Linked DNA regions of Mus musculus: region 1 is linked to region 2. A link is a loop called in an ENCODE intact Hi-C map of the cell type or tissue named here. Cell type or tissue: gastrocnemius. All regions are shown on one strand.

The links. A loop is a pair of places that touch in the nucleus more often than their neighbours do. Peaks named below come from ENCODE experiments on the same cell type or tissue, not always from the same donor. Only the 100,000 strongest peaks of a DNase experiment are listed, where the experiment ranks them.
Region 1: a loop joins it to region 2, with 8 times the contacts of the local background. A loop is called at or near these places in 14 of 42 quality-filtered maps.

Annotation. Positions count from the first base shown.
Region 1 is chr9:64,085,034-64,090,033 of GRCm38, forward strand. Scarletltr (Scarletltr, erythroid developmental long intergenic non-protein coding transcript) reads left to right here. Exons shown (of 3, transcript NR_040743.1): 2 at 1,251-1,370; 3 at 2,893-3,012. Gm39360 (a long non-coding RNA gene) reads right to left here. Exons shown (of 3, transcript XR_870861.2): 3 at 3,396-3,540. Among named protein-coding and RNA genes, the nearest start is that of Scarletltr, 6.8 kb to the left of the region's middle. In gastrocnemius, a CTCF peak has its summit at 2,667 (motif pointing left); DNase peaks (open chromatin) are centred at 63, 2,648 and 4,107; H3K4me3 peaks cover 549 bases; H3K27ac peaks cover 1,995 bases.
Region 2 is chr9:63,995,606-64,000,605 of GRCm38, forward strand. All of the region lies in intron 3 of Smad6 (SMAD family member 6), which reads right to left. Among named protein-coding and RNA genes, the nearest start is that of Smad6, 24 kb to the right of the region's middle. In gastrocnemius, a CTCF peak has its summit at 1,976 (motif pointing right); DNase peaks (open chromatin) are centred at 2,031 and 2,706; H3K4me3 peaks cover 772 bases; H3K27ac peaks cover 1,985 bases.

The sequences.
Region 1 (5,000 bases), 89 kb after region 2:
CCTCGAAGCCCCAAGCCTGACTCTGCACGAGATCTGGATACTGAGGTGCTCCCGTTTCCACGGGCGGGTCCGGGACCCCGGGAGGTCCAGGGACTTGACCTGGTCCCCTGGCCGCAGGCAGAGCCCGCCTGGGCAGACCGATCCCTTTTCTCTCCTGCTGCCACACAAGGGGGCTTTTCCCGCCAGCCGGCAGCGGAGGCTCAGGGCAATCTCTCCGGGTGGGATTAGCATTCTGCCTGTTCGGATTCTTTAAATTCCGCACTGAACATCCAGTCGGCTGCCAAACTGCTAGGGAGGCAGGAGGGTTGGGGAGAACAGGGCTGAGAGAGGCCTCCCCTGGCAACCCGAAGCTCAGGCTGAACTCAGGGAGCAACTAGAAGGCATTCCCTTACACAGAGACCCTCTTTTTCCTTACCCACTCACTGCAAAATCAGACCTAACAGCCGAAAGCCAGGTCTCTCCATTGGTTTGACCCTGATTTCCAGCGTCTTCCCTCACTCCCCATCCCTCACAGTTGGCCAGCCTCCGGGCACACTCCGGGCTTCATAACAAGTAAAAACTCACTCTCTCCTATGTACCTTCCCTCCACCCCTCAATATCAAAGGATGGAAAGGATTTTCCTGTATATCTATTAGTACACTGTAGCTGTCTTCAGGCACAACCGAAGAGGGCGTCGGATCCCATTACAGACGGTTGTGAGCCATCATGTGTTTGCTGGGATTTGAACTCAGGACCTCTGGAAGATCAGTCAGTGCTCTTAACCGCTGAGCCATCTCTCCAGTCCAGTTTTTCTTTTTCTTTCTTTTTTTTTTTTTGTTTTTGTTTTTTTTTTTTGTTTGTTTGTTTGTTTGGTTGGTTGTTTGGTTGGTTGGTTGGGTTTTAAGCATCCTCTAGAATAGTGCCCCAAGAAAGTTAGACTCCTTTGTAATGCAGCAACTGCTACCTATATATACTTACTGTGTGTGTGGTGCCTTTTATACAGCCACAATCTGAGACCAGGGAGCTCTCATGACTTGTCACAATCAAATAGGTTTTATTCCTGAGAGAAAGGCATTGGGGTGAATGACATTGGTTCCCCCCTCCCCAGGACTTTGCAGCAAACCCAGAGCAAGGGCTTGGGTGGGGCCTACAAGGCTAGGCCTTCAGGCCAGCCCCACCCTGTGGAAGTCCTAGGGCCACAGGTTCACCCTTGGTTATAGGCAACTGACTCCAGGAAACATAGTCACCTGTGTCTTTCTTTCCTCACCCAGGCGTCTGCCAGGCAACAGAAGCCCCTTTGCCTTTCCAGCGCAGGAGAGCCTCAGGCTCCTGCTCTGCACACCCCTCCCCACTCCAACTCCAGCCCTCACTGGCTCAGTGCAAACTTAAAAGTGAGTGCCCTCTCCTCCCCCTCCCCACAGTCTCTCTGAGCCCTGATCTCTTCCTGCCCCAAGATCTAGAAAAACCTTCTCTAGTACTGCAGAATGTAAACTGAGTGTAAATAGCAGTGAGTTCAGGTTCCCAGCATGCTTTGTCCCTGTCTATGTTATAAGGCTGGGACTGGGGCAAGGTCCCTCTCCGGGGTATAGGCTGTTCATGTGCTGCGTATCTGGAGTTCCATTTTCCTGCACTTTTACTGGTTTTCCCCCTGCCCCCCATCCTGACTCTCGGAGAAGGTTTTCGGAAGCTAACTAACTAACAGGAACAGAAACCTTTTTCTTTCATGAATAAAAGCAGGTGCTGCAACTTCCCCCATGGGACGCTAGGCTTGAACTGGATTATTCTTTGGGGTGGGGGGTTGTTGTTTGGTTTGGGGTGTTTTGTTTCATTCTTGAGACAGGGTTTCCCTGTGTAGCCCTGGCTGTCCTTGTAGACCAAGCTGGCCTTGGATTCACAAGGGTCCCCGCCTGTGCCTCTTTATTGCTGGAATCAAAGGCACAAGTACCACCGTGTCCAAAGGTTGAGTTAACCCTTTGGAAACAGTGCTGCAGGATCTGGGCAGGTGAGCACTGAGGGACTTTCCCACGGGAGACCCTGGGAGTGACAGCCTATGTGGTTCAGTGTCCCCGCTACTCCAGGGGTCAATGGACCTTTTCACCTCACAACAGTACAGCCAGCAAGATCCATCTTCCCTAGTTCCTGTAGCCCTAATGCGGGGAAATGTTCTTTGTGGGGCCTCTGAGCAGAGGACAGGAGGAGCTTTTGACAGTTGTCCTCAGGACCAGTGAGAGTGGAAGAGTCTGGAGGAAATCCCTGGACCTCAAGGTCCTCCCTCTGGGAACTATTAGGATATTGGGGTCTCCTGTGGCTCAAGGACAGTGCTTCTGCCCCCAAGTCAAGATGGAAGCAAAGGGCAGACCTACAGCTCACCTGAAGGTTTAAAGTCTTACCCGGTGTTAGGATGCAAGCTAAGCCCCACACCACGTGCTTCACAAACTAAGACACAAACTCTCAATGAGAGAGAAGAGACTCCGTATCCTACATATGGGGAGGCGGGTCCCAGAGAACAGCAATTGTGTCACAGTCCCAGGCAGAAACCTACTTCAAAGCACAGGCCTTCCATCTGGGCCTGTCCCTCCCACATTTACTTTACCTAGCTGGCACACCAGGCTCAGAGGACAGCCAGCTCAAAGAGACACAGAACCACACAGCTTTCCAGAAAACACAGAGGGTTGTATGGCGCCACCTGGTGTCTATTCCCTGTCATTGCAGTTACATTTCCCAGAGCTTGACCAACCATCCTGCAACAGAGTTTTGTGCTAGATCTTGAGCTGTCCAGAAACATTTAAGGAAGGGCTCTAGCTGCTGGGGCATTTCCCATTCTGGGCAAGGCAGAGAAATGGATCTTTCCTATCAATCTTTACACCCGTGTCCCACCCAAATAACTTCTGGTTTTTGTTTTTGTTTTCACAGGATTTCTTTGTCCTGGCTGACCTGGAACTTGTTCTGAAGACCAGGCTGTCCTGGAACTCACAGAGATCTGCCTGCCTCTGTTCTGTGAGTGCTGGAATTAAAGGAATGTAACACCCACCCAGCCCACCCAGATATTTCTTTGCCTACATCACAGTAGGGACACTGAGGCCTTAGCGTGCTGGGAGGAAGGCAGACCCAAGATGAATAATTGCAGAGCCCCCCCCCCCTTCTCAGTCTACCTGCTCTGTGACCTTGGGCCATAAAACACCTTCTGAGTCTCAACTCCTTTGTCATAAAAGAGGAAACAAGAGGGAATAGTGTGCACACCTTGCTCTGCCTGTGATAAGAAGCGGTGTTGCAGTTTTTATTCCAGCAAACATGTCCTTAGCATCCTGTCTTCATCCCCATCCATGGTGAGGAGTCCTTAACAAAGTCACACAGAGGACATGCGGGAGGGACTCAGAGGGCTGAAACAGTTTGGCCCAGAGTCTAGGTGGCCACTTAAGAGCGGACACTGGCTGTTCCGGAAACTTCATGCTGGGGCTGGAGATGTCTCAGTTGGCAGTGTGCTTGCCTCTTATGTGCAAGGCTCTAGGCTCTACCCACGGAACTACATGCTGGCATAGTGTGCACCCTTGCGCTGGAGACCTGGACGGAAAAGAGCAGAAATTCAAGGTCATCCTGGACTACATAGTGAGTACTAAGCCAGCCTGGGCTACGTGATGCTATCACACACACACATACACACACACATATACACACACATACACACACACACACACACACACACACACACACACACACACTGAAAAAAATAAAATAAAAGCAAGAAAAAAAACATTTAAAAGCCCTGCTTTTTCCAGATTTCCTTCTGTGGACCGAATGAGTGTGTAGGCCACTCACCGGTGGCCCAGATCCCAGATCCTCTGGTGGGAACCACAGCTCCACCCCCTACCCTCCTGGAAAGTCAGAGACCCTGACCCTGCACCCAGCACAGCTCGCTCCTTGTCACCCTGCCCAGGTCCCCAAGGTGGGGTGGTGAGAGGCTGAGGTGGGGTTTATTTATAAGTTCCTGCTGCACATGAATCCCTGAAGGAATGGCTCAGACTGGAGTCAAAAGTCTGGGGCCGCCTGGTTGAGAGGAAGCGCTCTTTAGATTTCCACCTTCCCTTGGCACAGGCCTCCCTGTACCCGGCTGGGCCCTGCCAGCCCCTTCTGTTCTCAAAGGCCAAAGCGCATTTGCCGCCAAGTTCTGTCGGCCTGTCCGCCTTGCTGTGTAAACAGGACCCGGGACTGGCGGCCTGGCCCCACACTGGAAATGAGCCTGCCTTCCGTAGCCTGGCCACTTCCTCTTCACATCCGGAGACTCCTCAGAGTTCGTATGAGGCCTGGGTGCATAGGGGGAGATGAGTCACTGGAGCCTTGGCCTGCTATGGTCTTCTTCAGCCTGAATGATCAGAGGACAAGTGGAAGGGACAGAGGACTCCTAAGGAGCCATCAAAGCCCAGTGTAAATGGCCCCTCTTATGGAAAACCATCTCACTATTCTGAGCTAAATTCAGCCTGCATGTACCAAGCACTTTCTGCATACTAAAGTCTGCACAAGGTGCTCATGAGTCAGGGCTCCAGAGAGATGCAAGATCTCTGATTCTTTACATTACACTGTAAGTTTAAGATAGGAGGGACGTTTGATTTGTGGTCAGATCCTACAATGGGTCTAACCTGGGGTCTGCATGTAGCAGAAGCTATGAAAGCATTCACTGTACTGAACCTTGTTAAGTTGGGGGAAGGCTGGCCACCAAAGCAGCTGGCCCAGCCCCAACTGTGGCCTGGAATCTCAGCCATTCTCTGAGTAACTTCTCTTCTCTCTATGATGGTCTGACCCAAGGTTTCTGATGGTGACAGTCACCATCAGCATCTAGTGCCAGTGATAGAATCGGGGGCCTGCACCAAGAACTGTGTCCCTACTTTACAAGCAAAAATGGACTCGGGGAAGTGGCCCATTTGATTATGATCCACAGCTGGCACACAGCCAGTGGCCCCCAAACCCCCAGCCCCAGACACATCCAGGGGCCTGAGATTTTAAAACACAGTCAAGCTACCTCCTGA
Region 2 (5,000 bases):
TCAGGAGGCAGAGGCAGACAAATCTCTGAATCTGAGGCCAGCCTGGTCTACATAGTTCCAGGACAGCTAGGGCTACACAGAGAAACCTTATCTCAACAAACAAACAAACAACAAAAAAGCCCTATAAAGATCTGTGCAGCTACGCCATCTAAGAAGAAACACAGACAGGAAGCAAGCTGTGCAGAGAAGCACTCAATACGTTTTGCCAATAGGAAAGGGGTAAATTCAAACCCATCTCATGCAGCCCAGGCTAGCCTAAACTTGAGACAGTGGGTGATCATATGGAACTGATTCCCCTGCATCTGCCTCTCCAGTGCGGAGATGGCAAGCAGGCCCCTCACGCCCGGCCAGTCTTACTTTGTGTTTTGAAATGTTGGGATATCAACCTCACGGCGTGATACACGCTAGGCAAGCACATACAGGAGCTCTCTACTGCTGGGCTGCCCTGCTCCCCAGCCCTCCTCTCTATGGGAATTATGTGCTAATAGTTCCAAAGGGGCAAACTTCATGCGGCGGGATACTCAAAAACAAAAATTTCAACAACATTCACAGTATCTTACCTAGGCCAAAAACCAAACCCTGTCTCCTCCTGAGATCTTGTCTTCTTTTCCTAGCTCCTGGTGAACTGACTGACTGACAGAGCCTGAGGCCGTGCCAGCCTAGAGAGGTACAGCTAACTCTCCAGGTTAACAGGCTCTGGAGTCAGGCTGACCTGGGTGCAGGTAACAGTGACCCGATTCACTTGTTAACCCTGGGCACCTTACTTCTCTATTCTAAGCCTTGGTTTTCTCATCTGTAAAATGGACACAAATCACCACAGAACCTACATTATTAGGAATGAAGCATATGGAATAAGAAACATGTCATGTACATTCATCTTGTACTTTGGCCACTATTATACACCCGCCATAACTGTCATGTGCTGCCCAAGAGCAGAAGTAGATCCAGGTCCTGACCAAAAGTCATGCCTTGTCTGGCAGGGGGCAGAAGGTCTATAGAAAGTCTTCTACATGAAAGAAATAGAGAGATGGTAGCCATTAAAAATACAGGAAAAAAAAAAAAAGAAGTCGCTGAGGGCTGCAGTCTCTGAGGGCTTCCTGGAAGAGGAAGGCTTTTAGTAAAAGCTCAAAAACAAATTGGGCGTTGTGGACATCTCTCAGCAGGTAAAGCGCTGACTGTGCAAATAAAACACAAGGATCTGAGTTCAAATTCTCACACTCAGGCAGAAACTGGGGGTGGTGCACGCTTGGAACCCCGCTTGGGAGTAGGGAAGGGGACAAACCCAGGCAAACCCCAGGGGCTTGAAAGCCAACCCCACAGAAACAGTGAGCTACCGGGTGTTTGTTCAGTGAGAGACTGTCTCAAAAATAAGGTAGATGCTAAAGCAAGAGAGGAAGACCCCCAAACCTAGTGCCCACCTCTGGCCCTATGTACTTCAGGGCATATACACATCAGGCACAGGTACTGGGAGGGGAGGAGGAAGAAAGAGGAAGAATAGGAAGAGGAGGAGGAGGGGGGGGAGGAGGAGGAAGGAGAGGAGGGGGGAAGGAGGAGGGGGAGAAATGGGGAGGAGGAGGAGAGGGAGAAGAGGAGAAAGAGGGGAAGGAGGAGGGAGAGGGAAGGAAGAGGAGGAAGGGGAGGAGGAGTTGGTGGCAGCAGCAGCAGCAGCAGCAGCAGCAGCAGCAGCAGCAGCAGCGTGGGGATGTAGCTCAATCAGATGAGTGGCTTGCATTGTATGCACAAAGCCCTGGGTCTGATCCACAAGTAAATCTGGGCACTGTGGCACAAACCTGTATTCCCAGCCCTCGGGATGTGGAGGCAGGAGGATCAGAAGTTCAAGGCCATATATAGAATGTTCATGGCTAGCCTGGGCTACAGGAGACCACTTCAAACAAACAGAACCAGCCAGGATATTGAATCAGAGGATCAAGCACCAGGGAAGGGGAGGCCTACAGGATCCCTTTCCCAATCCTCTCTTCTCCACCAGATGGCTCTGCCCATCCTCAGAGGGCTGGCGCCCGGCACTGTGCATCTTTGGCATTTCCTCCCCCAAACAGCCCTGTGCCAAGGGGCATGACAGCAGAGCTTAGGCACTGCATGTGTGTCCCCATTCCTGGTGGGTGGGGCTGGCCTGGGACCTTGGGCCTTACCCACCCCACCCCACCCCAACCCATACAAACACGCCAGCACACTCGTTCCTTTCCAATGGCTTGAATTTCAGTTTGTCTGAGGTGTTTTCTTAAGCCTAAGTGTTTTCTCTGCAGCCCAGTCACCCCCTGCCTGTCCTTCAGAGGCCCCCGGACCCCTCGAAGCTCTGACTGCCAGGCCCCAGTGCCGCCTTTGATGCACACCACCCGCTAGACTTCAATGCCGCTGTGTGCACGGCCCCTTTAATAAGTTATTTCCGTGGAAAACCCTGGTAACTGGGTCGTGAATCAAGCCCATGAACACCTCTTACCCATCAAAGCGCCCAAGAAAGGGAGGCTGGGCAGGCAGAGGAGCCCCTTAGAGTAAGTAAGCGCACACTACTCCTCCCGAGGCCTACGAGAAGCCCTGGGCACCTGGGCCACAGCAAAAGCCCGGCGAAGATGATGAAATCGCCCCCAAGCCCGGCATCATCAAACGGCCGAAGGACACACTGCCTGCCTCTGTCCCGGGGACCATCTCAGCCCAGCTCCTGGCAAGGCTGACAGCTCAGAGAGGCCAAGCTGGCTGTAGTTCCCGGGGTACAGGAATGTCATGTTTTGGCTACCGGTGAAAGGCCTGGCTCAGTGGAGACACACTTCTTTTCCAGTGCTGAGTTTCCTTCCACTCCCATCTCCTTTATGTTTTTCCCAGAGTACACTCGCTGCCCAGGGCCCTAGGAGATGCGGAGCCCTGGAGCTCGAGGCCCAGGACTCAGATCTACTTGAGTGGTCGGTTGGGCATTGCTGCCATGTAGGCAGGAGTCCTGAACCCAGAGGAGAGAACCCAGGTCTAGGCCCAACTCTGCCACTTAGAACGAACAACGCCTACCCTCCAACGCCTGGGCTGAAAAGCCTGTGGCCCTGGCAGAAGGACACGTGAGAAACTGTCTCCAAGCTTCCGTTGGTAAACTGCTTCCCTTGTGAGTATGAAGCCCCGAGGTCAATCCACAGGACCTACATTAAAGGAGGGGTGGGGGGAGCCAGGCATGGTAGTATATACTTGTAATCCCAGCTCTGGGGAGGTAGAGAAGAGCCAACTCTCTGCACGCTTGCTGGCCAGCCAACCTTGCCTACTTGGTGAGCCAGTGGGAGACTGTCTCAAAAAAACACGATAGATAGGATCTCAAGGAATGACACCTAAGGTTGACCTCTGGCCTTCAAATACACCTGTATATGCATAAACACATGTGCGATCACATGTACGCACACATTAAGGCTATGACCCTGACGACGACCCCCAGATCCTTTAGAAAGAGGTGACAGGCGATGGATACACTCAGGAATGCGCCCAAGAGAAGTACGTCCCCGTGAGTATGAGAAGGCCAGCTCAGGAAGGTTTACTGTTGCATCATGGGTAAGAGAGTCCCATACTAGGGGCCACAGATTCCTGAACTGTGATGTGGATGAGCTAAAAGTGCAGAATTCACAGATCCCTCACACAGCCTACAGAACTCCATCCAGAAATGAGAACGGCAGGCAGCTGCACGCAGCAGCAGCAGCAGCAGCAGCAGCAGCAGCAGCAGCAGCAGCACAGAGCACTCGCCCACACTGTGCTGAAGGAAGGAAGCTAGACCCGGGGACCGGATAGACAGCTCAGGAATGAGAACACCTTGGTCCTCTGCAGCCATGAGGACCAAAGTTCAGAGACCAGCACCCACGTGCCAAGTAGTCGGGTGTGGTCCTGCACACAACTGTAACCCCAGCCCGAGTTGGACAGAGGCAGGAGGATCACTGGGACTTCAGTCTAGCTGAGGGAACTCTAGCCTCTGGTCTGGAACAGGGACCTGGGCTACGCCACCTCCAGGACTCCACTGTAGTCTGAGCTTTTGAATGCTGAGGAAGAGTGGAAAAGATCCTGGCTCTGTCCAAATTCTACATGGCTGCCCATCTGGGGCTAGCTGCCCCCTTTTCCCTCACTGAGCAGAGAATATTGACAGCCCAAGGGGCTTCTGAAGTATAAAAGGAGCACCACCCAGTCAGGGGTCCAGGAGGCCCTTCTACCCTTTGGTCATCTCAAACTACCACCATATGGCCTTTCCATCCATAAAATGGGTCTGTCAGTGGAACTCAAGTCTCAGCTTTGCACATAGCAGAGCCAAATCAGTCCTTTCCAGTCTCACGCTGAGCGACCTCCCTGCCATCTCACCTAACTGGCGCCAATGCCACCTGGCTGGTGGTTTGTTCTTCCAGCCCTGTCCGCGCTTACCTGATCCTGGCTGACTCAGGGAATAAAATCATCTCCGGGTTTTCTTGAGACAGGATCTCATGTAGCCCAGGCTGGCCTCCAATTCATTATGTAGCTGAGGATGTACTTGAACTGATCTTCCTGCCTCCACCTTCCAGGTGCTGGCATCACAGGTAGGGACACCGTGTCCAGTACATGAGGTACTTGGGGACTGAACCCGTGGCTTTGTGCATGCAAAGCAAGTCCTCTGCTAACTAAGCGATGTCCCCAGCTCGTCAGTCCTCTCTGGAAAGGTCACTACCATGTAGGCAATGACTCACCTCACAGTCGGGGCTGGTGGCTTTGAGGCCAGCTCCAGACACAAGACCTCTTGTTTTTCCAAATTCAGAAACTTCTACTATAAGGTGAGTGGGGCCTTCTAACACAAGGCTTAGGGTAGGGTGGGTGATGGGCTACTTTGTGGACTGCAGTCCCTCAGGCTGGGGACCAATGGGGACAGGCCATAAATCTCATGCATTCTTTCCACAAATTGGAGACAGGCAGCCAAGGGTCATGGAGGGAAAACGTTTCCTATGAAAACGCCTGGTCAAGTACCTTCAGGAGATATTTTCTGCATGAAAGAAATGCCA